2 separate regions of the Homo sapiens genome follow, and region 2 is linked to region 1. Evidence: chromatin contacts called from ENCODE Hi-C or POLR2A ChIA-PET data. All regions are on one chromosome and are shown on one strand. The core of a region is the stretch at or near the end of the contact, and the rest is flanking DNA. Distances in the headings are between cores, read along the strand shown. Region 1 has its middle 14 kb from the start of DRGX. Region 2 overlaps SGMS1 (sphingomyelin synthase 1).

What was found. A loop is a pair of places that touch in the nucleus more often than their neighbours do. ChIA-PET counts read pairs that join two places held with the same protein, here RNA polymerase II (POLR2A).
Region 2: a map of lower leg skin shows a loop between it and region 1 (14-fold over the local background). The contact joins two enhancer-like sites. A Hi-C loop is called at or near these places in 1 of 168 maps with a recorded cell type or tissue (lower leg skin). POLR2A ChIA-PET finds 5 or more read pairs at or near these places in 1 of 52 experiments (activated T-cell).

What each region holds. Positions count from the first base shown.
Region 1 is chr10:49,406,829-49,412,926 of GRCh38, forward strand. No RefSeq gene overlaps it. Among named protein-coding and RNA genes, the nearest start is that of DRGX, 14 kb to the left of the region's middle. Within about 2 kb of position 4,053, at least 3 of the 41 ENCODE cell types and tissues checked have a DNase peak (open chromatin) inside an H3K27ac peak, as active enhancers do.
Region 2 is chr10:50,606,377-50,612,562 of GRCh38, forward strand. The region is part of intron 1 of SGMS1 (sphingomyelin synthase 1); the gene reads right to left. Among named protein-coding and RNA genes, the nearest start is that of SGMS1, 14 kb to the right of the region's middle. Within about 2 kb of position 4,220, at least 7 of the 41 ENCODE cell types and tissues checked have a DNase peak (open chromatin) inside an H3K27ac peak, as active enhancers do.

The DNA of each region.
Region 1 (6,098 bases), core at 2,803-5,302:
TCCTTAACCAAGTGGCCCATCCTCTTGGGTGGTGAGACACCCACGAGCACAGCTCCATGTGGAAAACTACATCCATCATGCAAATCCCAGAGGCCTCTGAGTCAGCCACTCTAGTCAGTGGTGGCAAAGTTAGAGCCAGGCAGGGTCTCAGGGACGGCCTGGGATGTTGGACACTTATGTGAGGACCCAGGCCAGGGACAGAGGTCTGTAGGAAAGCCCTGAGCCTCCAGATAGATGCTTCAGTAAAGAGGCTGGCTGGGGGAAGAGGTCATAAGCAGGTAGCCCAAAGCTAAAGGTCTCTGGGGTGGAGCTGGAAGCCTGTAGAGGCAGGTCCTAGGACAATCAGTCATGAGGTCAGGGGTCTGTTTTCCGTGGCCAGGAAAAAAGATACTCACAAGTTCAGATAGTAAAGGAGTCAAGGTCAAGGCTGCTGGCTGTTTCTCCCAGGCAGGGTCATCTAGCATGTGGCATATGGTGGTCCTCAGAGCCTCCCCTGAACCCGCTTGGCTCCTCCCACGGTCTCAGAGGGCTGTCAGCAGCAGATGGGGCTCTCTGCCTACAGCCCTACAGAGAGACTCCTCAGTGGCCATACTTTCTGGGTCACTGGACAGAACTATAAACTCCATAAAAATGTAAATTCAGAGTAGTAACCACTGCCTCCGAGGGAGCACAGGGGAAACAGTGGGAAGCCAGGTAGCCTGCCACCAATCGTGGGAAAAGGGAAGTGGGGGCAGGGAGGGGTCTCTGCATCCCCAACATTCTCCCAGCTCAACTTCCTCAGACTGGGCTGAGAAGAGGCATTAACCTACTTGGTACTTTCTGAAACAGCTGCTGCTGTCCTGAAGTTGCACAGAGCCACCCAGCCCAGAATCATCCTCACTGATTTCAGCCAGAGCCAACAGCTGCCACCAGGTGGCACCAAACTGCAGACGGAGTAGCTCCTTTTCCGCTGGAGAGAGCTTCATGTGGATGGCAGGAGCCAGGGCCAATCTGGGTGTTCCTGCTCCTACTAAGGCCCTGGAACAGCCTGGGGTATCAGAAATTGCAAATGCCTGCTGGGTGGAGAATGGATGGATAGGTGGGTGGATGGAAGGAGGAAGGAGGAATGAAAAAATGGATGGATGAAGGGACAGATGATGGAGTTCATTCTACCTCCCTAGCCCCACAGTAGCTGGGCACCCCTTCTCCTTTAGGTGGGCACCACAGGTGAAGCTGGAGATGTGCCCTGGACCTCACAACTCCAACTCAAGAATATGTCCTCCCAGGTGCCTCTGCCTCTAGCTCCACCTGAGGTACACAGCCTGGAGAGAGGGCCTTTATTGAATAAATTAGTGGGGACAAGGTCTGCCTTCTGTGTCAGGGGGTAGAGAGCAAGAGGTCACTGGGGTGTCCTCACACTCTGCATCACACCGGGGGCAGTCGGGGAGAAAACCCATTCCTGTACCCCGTTCCCACTCCAGCCTGGCCAGACACCATCACCCACCTTCCCACCAGTCCTTGCCCTTCCCACTGTCTGGAAAGCTGCCCCTGGGTGGCCTTCAAGACTCTGGCCCTCACTTCATCCTAATCTCGGCTTAAAGTCTTCTCTTCAAGAGAAGACTTCCGAGACGAAAGAAGCCCAATTCTCGTCCCCACTACTCTCCACCTTTATTCTTGCTTTGGTTTCCTGCTTAGCTGTTAAGTCCTTCTCAAATGCTTTATTGGCACATGCTTGGTGTCTGTCTCAGTGCTCTCATGCAAGCTCCACGGTGCACCCTGGCTTCTAGAACAGCACCTGGCATGCAGCATTTTGTTACGTAAATGAGCCCCAGCTCCCCTACTGGCTGGACCAGCAATAGGCAGCCCCTGGTCCCCATGGCTACCCCCAGCCGGACTCCCCTCCACCAGGAGAGTTCATTATCCCTGAGAAGTTCACCGTTGCAGTAAAAAGGCGACACCTCCTTAATTACCCTGCTAATTACAAGTCCTGTAGTCCTCAACTGTGCACCAACACCGTTGCAAATCTCATTTCCTTGCAAAGTCCAGGATAAACAAATCCAATATATTTTGTTTTAATTATTGCTGTTTAATGGACCATAATGAAACTATAGTGAGGGTGCACAAAAGGAGATCATTTGGAGTATCCACCTGTGCAGGTCCAGTGGTGAGTGGGAGCCTCGATGTTCAGGTTTCATTTACCGTAATCCCAGCTGCCTCTCTGTGCCCAGAAATCCCATCACTTATTTATCGGCCTTGCCTTTGGCTCTGAGCCCGCCACCAGGGCAGGATGTCTGCCCTCCTGGAGAGCAATCTAAAACCCGAGGACCTCGGGGATGGTGGAATTTCTCCACATGCCAGGTGCCTGGATTTGACAAGCCACACAAAAAGGCATTTTGTTTTATCTCAGGGTTTTTTCTTTTTTCCATTTTTACAGGCTAAAACAGTTTATCATACATATATTGACTATATTGTATTTTTTTAAGTTGTTTGTGCCGGGCCAAGGTGGGGGGACTTCCTCTTCTCCGCCTGTTTTCTTTTTGAAAGGTTCATAGCTTGTGAGAGCTTTTAATGTCATAAGGCTTTCATCTTCCATTTGTCATCTGTGACACAGATGTTTTTCCCAATTTCTTGTGTGGCAGTGGTTGTGTGTCCACTCACATGACAGTCTCAACTGCCTCGGCCCTTTTAGTCTTGGTGAGGGTGGGAGACAGCCCCCAAGGCCCCATTCCCCCAGAAAGTCCTTGCGGCAGGAACATCAGAGCTCCACCAGTTGGGTGAGGTAGCACCCGGCACTGATTCTCTGGCTACCCAAGAAGAGAGACCCTCTCCTTGCCAACCCCAGCAGGGCCTGTCTCACCCATCTTCCCCCCAAGGGCCTTCCTCCTTCCTGCCCTCCTGCATCCCTGGCTCTTCAACCTCTTTATTCCCATCTTGCATTCAGGCTCCTGGCTTTTTGAGTCTTTGTTTCTACTTAGGAAGGGATTAGGGGAGGACAAAACAACCTGGGACACCAAAGAGGGAAGAAAGGGGAAAGAAATCTGCAAGAAAGCCACACAGTCCAGGAGCGCGTCCAGCAGGACAGCTGGACTTCACCGGTGTGTTTTCTCAGAAAGTCTTCTAAACCCTGTGGCCCTCCCCAGGTCTGCAGGTGGGGCTCCTTTCAGAATTCACCATCATCAAAGGAGCACTAGATGGCAGGATTGGGGGAGGCTGTGTCAGCAGCAGAGGAGGTGGGAGGACCTTTGAGACTGCTGCAGGTGAAGCTGGGCTCTGCAGACCCACATCGGGCTCCTTACTCACTGTCCTTGACCCTAGAGAGCCCAGACAGCCCCAGGAGGAAGTGGCAGATGCCCCTCTCTGGGATTCCTTGGCTCAGCCTGGGGCCGGCCCCGGGCACACAAAAAACCAGAGGGGAGCTGAGGCAAGTAGCGGGCTTATCTGGCTCCTAATTATGGTCCTGGGGTTATTGGGAGAAAGTGGGTCTTGTATGTGCTTCTATCTATTCAATCAACAAACTGTTGCCAGGCCAGAGGGTCCCAGGCATTCCCAGGGTTGTCCTGCTGTGGGGGCACCTGCGTAGTGATGGGACAGAGGGCTCTGCAGGTGCACTAAGGAGTTTATTCCCATTTTGCTGCTGCCAGCAGCCTGTGCTTTTATAGATTCATTCCTGCGGTCCTGTTACCTCCCCCTTATCTTTATTAAGTAGCAGACATGTTCCTAACACCAGGCCTGGGCACTCTGCCCAGCCTGGGCACTGCCAGGCCTGGGCACTGCAGAGGAGTGCTGGCAAAACCAGCTCCCGGGTGCTCCCAGCCCAGCCCCACACCATCTTCTTGGCTGGCTTTTATGTGAACTAGTGTTTGTCTCATCTCCTCACTAGAGATGAGTGTCTCTTGCTTTCTATTTGCTTACTGTGCCATTTATTCCCCCATAAGCCCTTTAAGAGACGTGGTATTTCCCATTCTTTGCAGATAAGAAGCCTGCCACTCACAGAGGTGAGGGAATTTTCCTAAGGTCACACAGCTGGGTGGCCAGGGACAGAGCCAGGTTCAAATGCAGGACTTTGAACATATCCTCGGTTCACAGAGGGCTGGGATGGGACTGTCTTCACCTCCCCGCACCCCAGGTCTGCAGGGCACCGAGAGACTGTCCTTGAATGGCACCTTAGGTTGATCTAGGAACCCTGAGTTAGGAGAAGCCTCAGAGGTCACCAGAACCTCATTCATGCCAGGCAGGAGCCCACCAGGACCTGGCAAATGAAGCCTGAAGATGCCCCTGCCTGGCTGTCCCCACCTTCCCCCACAGACACCCCTGTCTCCCAGTCAGATCCAAAGAACACACAGAACACATCTGCTCTCTTTTTAAATCAGTTACGTTTTTTCTTTTAAATAAAATTATATATCTTCACTGAAGAAAATGTAGAAAACATAGCTAAATAAGAAGAGAATAAAAACCACACATGATCTCACTAATGAGAGAAAAGCTTTCCAGTGTTGACTGTAATGAATTTCTGCCTGGTGTTTTTTCTATACAAATAGTTGTAAACAAAAATAGGATCATATTGTGAAGACTTCTGTGACCAGCTTTTTGAATCAAACAGTGTTGTTGAACATCTTGCTATAAACATCATCTTCAATGTCTTCTCCATAATTTGGATGGATGGATGAATGGACGGATGGATGGATGGATGGATAGATGGAAGGATGGATGGATGGATGGAAGGATGGATGGATGGGTTTGCTTCACTTTAATCTAAGCAATACCACACATCCACAATGGACAACAGAGGAAGTTGTTCTCTTTCCACTACCTGATTGAGAGTGGTAGCTTACTGGCACGGCAGGGCTCTTGTTCTGATTTCATTAGATCTCAAATGGTCTCACTTGGGCTCCAGGAGGGTGGTCAAGAAGAGTGAAGATCAAAAAGGTTTTTCTCTCCACCACTCTGTCCCAGTGGTACAGAAACACAGGTGCCACTGGCCACCAGCTGTGCAGGGTCTCAGCTCTGCCAGTGACCTGCTTCCCTAAGCTTTATAAATTCCACTGCTGATCACCTGCTAAAGCTGACCAATTCCACCATCTCCCAGTCAGCCAGCCAGGAGAGTTTAGGTTCTGCCCGCAAACCAGGACTTCTGGACCTAAGCTGGGAAGGAGGTGGGGGAAGGCAAGAAAGCTATAAAACTCTTCCTCCTGCTTTAAAAAAACAGGACATCGCCTTGTGAGAGAAATAGCTAAATATGATCACACTGGGCTTTAAGTGGAAAAAAAGAGTTAAAAAGAAAAAGAATGACAAGAGAAGCCTCTGATCCGTTCGTTATTCATTCAATAAATACCAACGGCTGTCTCTGTGCTGGGCCAGTGTTGCCCTGGGGAACCCAGCTGTATGTTTTATGGAATAGAATAACACAGGAGGCAATAGTCCCCCCTAAGCTGGCCCCCATACCTCCCCTCAGCCAGCACCATTCCCAGGATGGATAAACCGAGGCTTAGGGAGAGTCTATGCCTCACCCAAGATCATACAGGGACTTCAATGTCATCATTAAATGAGATCTAGTGCTCTGAGTTCCCAAGTGGATATCATTTCTTCCCACACCATTCCCACTGCTCACCCTACTCAGCAGTCATGAAAAGTCAAGAGAAGCTCATGCCAGGGCGGGACCCTCCCCACAGCCACACTCTCCAGCGCTCTGTTTGCATACTCCCTCAGCAAGACCATCTTCTGTGAGTCCAAGTAAAGGAGTCTGGTGGAGTTGAGCTTGTTGGGGACATAAGCGGGGTTGGAGATGTCAGGGTTCACCTTGAAGTGAGAGAAGAAGGACATGAAGGAGGTGTGATGGGAGGCATTGGTCTTGTGGCCCACTGGGAAGACACACCAACCCTTGCAGTAATTGATTCGGTAGCTTGATGGGTGGTGGGAAGACTCAGCCAATGTCCTGGAAGTCCACTTTGTGTCTCACACTCCTCAGCCACCTGGGCTGGCTGGCGGTGATGTCTGGGGCAGCCAGACACTGGGGCAGACGCTACAGCCCCAAGGGCAGCTGCAGAGCAGTGGAGAGCATCAGAGGGGGCTCAGTATGACCATCCCCATTTGACCCTGCCCTGCACCCCAGCTCCCTTTGC
Region 2 (6,186 bases), core at 2,970-5,469, 1.2 Mb after region 1:
CTGGAGATGGATGGTGGAGATGGTTGCACAACAATTTGAAGGTACTTAATGCCACTGAACTGTATACTTAAAAATTGTTAAAATGGTACATTTTGTGTATGTGTATTTTACTATAATCAAAAAAGATGTTTGTACTTGTTTAAAGTATAGATTTGGAATAGTAGAAATATTTTAAAACTATAAAAATACAACATATATTTCTATGCATATTTAAGAATCTACCAAAGTTGTCTTCAGCTTCCACACTTGGCGAAAATCTGACCTTCAGTCTCAGTCTGGAAAGCTAAAGAGCAGGATGCATTCTTCAAATGTCACTTCTGGCATCCTTGAACTGATGTATGATCAATGATTGCATCACCGTGTAAGTAAACATCACAACAGCATGACGTCAGTGATATGAACAAGGCATTATATTTGAATATCTGCTGTTAGTATCCAAAGACTCATTTTCAAATGTCGGTGAACATTCCAGATGTATCCTAGAATCTCCTGCATCCATCAGCAAACTATATGACACTCAAGATTTTGTCACGTACTTACCAAAGATGTTCAAAGATGGAATGTCTGGTTATTATATAACAAAGCTCAGCTCTAGCATTGTACTTTTTTTTTTTTTTTTTGAAACAAGGTCTCACTCCATCACCCAGGCTGAAGTGCAGTGCCATAATCACAGCTCGCTGCAGTCTCAACTTCTTGGGCTTAGGTGATCCTCCCACCTCAGCCTCCCAAGTAGCTGGGACTACAGATGCACACCACCACACCCAGGTAATTTTTTTTTTTTTTTTTGGTAGAGATATGGTTCTGCTATCTTGTCAAGGCTGGTCTCAAACTCCTGGGCTCAAACGATCCACCCACCTCGGCCTCCCAAAGTGCTAGGATTACATGTATGAGCCACTGTACCTGGCCTAGCATTGTACTTTGTGTATAACAGCATTGACATGGCAAGTCTACTAACAATATTAAAGAGCATGCTTACTAACAGTCAATGGTTGCTTGCAGGGAAAGCAGTCAATTGTTGAAAACTGAGGGTACCTTGAGAGGGCAAACATTTGTCACATATTACCTCTGCAAAGATTCTTCTGTCATTCTTCTCCAGGGAAGATATTGAAATTAGTGTGCAGGCAGTGAAAGCTAAGATGCAGATGGAGATTCCAAAACAGCTCTGTTATCTTGAAAGCCAATTTCATTTCTCTACAGCCACACTTTTAGAGCCAAAGCTTAAGGATGCATTTTTCTCTCAACTGGTTGTGTGAAGCAGCAAGTGAGTACAAAAATATCAGGGAAAAATGTGTAGAAGGACAACAATTTCACTTCTGCTTCTGAGATTATCCAGATATATTCTCCTTCAAACAGTGCACAAAGCTGGGGTTAGGAAATACTAAAATGAAACCACATCATCATTGCCAAGAAAATCTTCAGGTCCAGGAGTCACAGAGAAGACAAGTCAGTTATATGACAAAAGATTAATAAGTTGGAAAGAAACTACCACTCATATTGTATTACATGGACAGAGCCAGCAAAAATAATAATATAAAAACAAACTAAACAAATAAGTAAAGGCCTTGCTCCTCCCTCCTCCAACTCAGATCAAAGTCAACATCCACCCAGTATCACAAACATTAACAGCACTGATCGTATATGCTAAGAAATCAAGTCCCTGTACCACAATGCCAAATTCTATTTTAATAACAAAACTGTAATAATGTTTATAAAATGTCAAACTTGTACTTGTATCCCAGAAGTCCATTCTAGGACAGCAAGATTTAGCTTTGGCAATACTATTCCTTTCAGCATTCCACCTTTCAGCATTTGATCAAAATGTGCATTTGGTGAACATCTAATATTTATAGAAAATAGATCAGAGAGATATACACCAAAATGATAACAGCAGTTATCTATGTGTAATAGGGTTATTACTATTATTTTAACTTATACATTTTCTAAATAAAGGAGGAAGAGCAAGAGGGGAAAGAGAAGGAAAAGGGTAAGAGAAGAGGAGGAAGAGAAATAAGAAAAAGAAAAGTTGTCCTTGAAAGAAAACCCATCTGGCTAAAAGGCTAGTGCAGAGCAGCCTTGGGCGGTCAGCACAGGCTGTACACCACAAGATTTCAGGGGACGCTACTCAGTGCCCACTCCTCAAACACTGTGCTGAAGCCACCCCACCCTTACACCTCAGCCTCCCACAGTGCTGGGAGAGAAAAGAGAGTTTCAAGGAAGATAGTATTATCATCGAAATTTAATCAGTGTGATATCTTTATTACTTAAAGCTTTTTAAAAAATCAGTAATTTCAAGTCAAAGATGTAGCCTAATAACAAGTACAGAGAAACACACCTGATATGACTATACAGGTGGCAAAATTGCCTGTGAAGGAGACATTCTTTTTGTAGACTTCCTATGAATACAATCACCCCTCAGTAACTCAGGAGATTGGTTCCAGGACCTCCAGGGACACCAAATTCCGTGGATGCTCAAGTCCATCATATAAGATGGCATGATATTTGCATATAACCTACACAAATCCTCCTGTATCCTTTAAGTCATCTCTAGATAATGTATAATACATAATACAATGTAAATGCTGGGTAAATAGTTGTTATGCTATAATTTTTTGTTTTTTGTTTTTTTGACACAGGGTCTCACTCTGTCGCCCAGTTTGGAGTACAGAGGTGCAACCTCTGCTCACTGAAGCCTCAACCTCCCAGGCTCAAGCGATCCTCCCACCTCAGTCTCCCTGGTATCTGGGACTACAGGTGTATGCCACCACGTCTAATTTTTGTAGAGACAGATTTTGCCACATTGCCTAGGCTGGTCTCGAACTCCCAGACTCAAGTGATCCACCAGCCTCAGCCTCCCAAAGTGCTGGGATTACAGACATGAGCCACCATGCCTGGGGGTATTTTTTTTATTGCATTGTTATTTTTTGGCTTTTTCCCCAAATATTTTCAATCTATGTGATTGAATCTGTGGTTGCAGAACCCATGGATTATTTACAGAATTTTTTAATGACAGAGTCAGTATGACCTGACTCTTGCCTTGGTAGACTAAGACCTGTTGAGGACATATCTGTCTAGTTCATCACTGTGTCACCAGTACTCCACAGGGTACCTGGCCCATAGTAGGGCCCAACCAGTACCTTCTCAATAGTTTTTTTTTTTTTTTTTTTTTTACAAAGGCATTACATACCTTTTTGCACATAACAATGCTTTCAGAACAACTTTCTTTATGACTATTCTCAACAGTTACCTAGTATTCCATTGTGTGGATATACATAATTTGTTTAACCAATCCCCTATATTTTAATATTACATTTCCAACTTTTCACTATGATAAAGAGCTCTGGGATGAATAATGACCTTGATTATTTCTTAAAATAAGCCCCTAAAAGTAGAATTGCTGGGTCAAAGAGTGTGTGAGCATCTACGGTCTCACTCTTCAAAGCTACCCTCTAGACCCTTATCTTGAAGGCAGTAGTCATGAACTTTACTATTTAGGTAAGCTACTATGGACTTCTCAAGCAGAGCAATCTCCTAAAACAGGTGCCTTTGGCATCAGCAGCCAAAGCTCCAGACCTATCTTCAGTACCCATCAGACACAGAAATCTGAGAAGCAGCAACTGCTCCAAGGGGCCTCTGTGCTCCTCCCAATGGCTCAACCTCCTCTTCTTGCTCAGTGGAAGACAGAAACACATTGTAGCATCATACGCACCTCCCCGCCTTTGCTTCCACTAAGTCAAATGGTCTTCCAGTGATGCCAGCGGTATCATTTTGTTTCCCATCCCACCCGTAAGACACAGAAACGTCAAGCCGCACAGAACTACAACAAGGCTGTCAGTGTGTGTCTGCCTCACCCCCTTTTACCTAGTCACTTCCCATTAGTTCCTCTAAAAAGAGAAAGATAGAAATATGAAGGAACTTTCCATGGCATAATTTTCACTTTTTATCCACTTTCATAAAAAATGGGCCTTTTAAATACCTTCCTGGTGAATTTAATGAGAGTTTTAGATGCACTGTCCCCCAAAATACACTTAAATACATGGTGGCTTCAGGAAACCCATCCAGGGACCCCCAATAAGAACCTGTGGGCCACACATAGGGCCTTGAAACGAATGAGCAAAATGAGGCTTGAGAAACTCCTGAGAGCGTTCTCACAATCCTGCCTGTTTCTAAAATCAAAGTGAGAGGGAAAGCCGGCCATGCTGAGGCCCCTATGGAAACCTGGAACACTGCCCAGCCAACTGCTTGGAACTTTGTAGAGCCTTTCAAAGTAACTTAGTTGTCACTACATGGACCACAGCAGTAAAGCAAATGTTAAATTACCAACCTTGTGAACAGGTGGCAGAGACATTCTGAGGCACAGGTGAGGTTTTGCCTCCTGACAACCCGACATGCTATATATTTGCTTATTTGATTATTGTCGGTCTGACCCTTACCAAGAAAACTCCATACGAGCTGAGACTTTGCTTTGTTCACACCTGTATCCTGGCCTCGTTCAACGTCAAAGCTGCCAGTCTCCACAATTCTGAAGGCTCAGGCTAGAGATGGAGGCCATCTACAAAGGCTTCCACAAAAAGCAATGGCATACAGGGGACATTCTGTGTACTTGGGTCTGGGGGTGTGTAGAGTGAACTAATAGCCAGGGGAATAATAGGGACAGGCTCTGGGATAAGATCAGGTAGAAACACAGAGGAAGGGACTATGCAGTCCACGTGGTGAAAATCTCGACAACACACGGCCAGAAAACTGGGTACAGATAGTGCCTGTGCAATAGCCCATCTCACTTATGGTCCATCTAGTCAAATGAATGGTCAACACGCCACCCAGGAGAGGAAAGGGAATCAACACGCACTCTCTCTTACAGGAAATCTCAGGGTCACCCTCTGCTGCCACATCCCAAGGCCACCTCAACAACTGCAGAATGCAACCCTGTACTACTGTGGACACACGCCAAGGGTCTTCACACCACGACACTTGTGACAGAGTGGTTATTATCCCCATTTCACATGAGAAAGCCACTGCCCCAAAAGGATTTAAACCCAAGCCCACTGTTCTTCATCACTCCTCAGCTGGCTTTCAAAATCAGGGCCCCTGGGTCCTTGCCTTCCCAGTTCCTGTTATCTAGAAGACCCTGGGTGTCCTGACATCTTACAAATGGCTCAGAAATTGCATTACTACCTCACCAGTGTGCTTGGACAGCCAGCAGCATCTTTCCTCACTGCCCTCACCTACTCTGCCTCTGTCTCAGATGACCAGGACAGCCTGACTTGGGCTGAAGGCCGTGGGTCCTCTATACAGACTGTTTCTTTCACAATCCTCTTCTGGTCCCATGGCCTTTTCTCCAGCATCCCAAGCATCTCTGCTCTCCAGTCATCCTCCACCTGCCTGTGCACCTTCATCCCTGCCGCTGCCCCCTGCCTTTCCTCCACCCTTCCCTCTCCCCTCCTGGTTTCCTCAGGAGTAAAACATTCCTCTTCTCTGTTGGCCTCAGACACACTGGCACCCCCCATCCCCTTTTCCAACTCCTGCCTAAACTGTCAGCCTGTGTCTGTTAGGGGGAAAGAAGCTGTGGGCAAAGCCTGCCTTCCCACCCTATCTCCCTCCCAGTCCTGATTTCTCCTGCCTCTGCTGCTTTCACCCAGCCCCCTGCCAGTGGGGTGGGTACCACTTCAGCTAGCCCTCCCCACCACTTCCTTAGGAGATAGTTTTCTTGAGGTTTGTTCTCTACCATCCTGCCCCAGGGCTTTTTTCTTCAATCCCTCCATCTCCATCTGTGACTATTGGGAACTCCCTTCCAAATTTAAGCATCTTCCACCTGCCAAGCTTAGCTGAGGATCCTCCACCCCTTAACCTGAGATTTGTTATAACATCCCGTCTTCATGGATTCACATAGAATACCTGCATGAAACTTTTAGAAGACTGAACATCCACATTTTGCTCCCTTAATGGAGACAGCCTGCCAGAAGGAATATCCATTACAACCTGGGAAATGCAAACAGCTTATTGCTATTTCTATAAAGTGGTCTGGACATGAAATTAAATAGGACTGGGGAAGGTAGTGCTGAAATCAGCTTCTTTTGTTAATGAATAATAAGCAGCTGGCGAAAAGGAGGAGTGGAGGGGAGAAAAAAGAAAACAAGGAACTGGAACCACTGAAAACACAAATGAAAGGGGAATTTCACACTTAGCCAA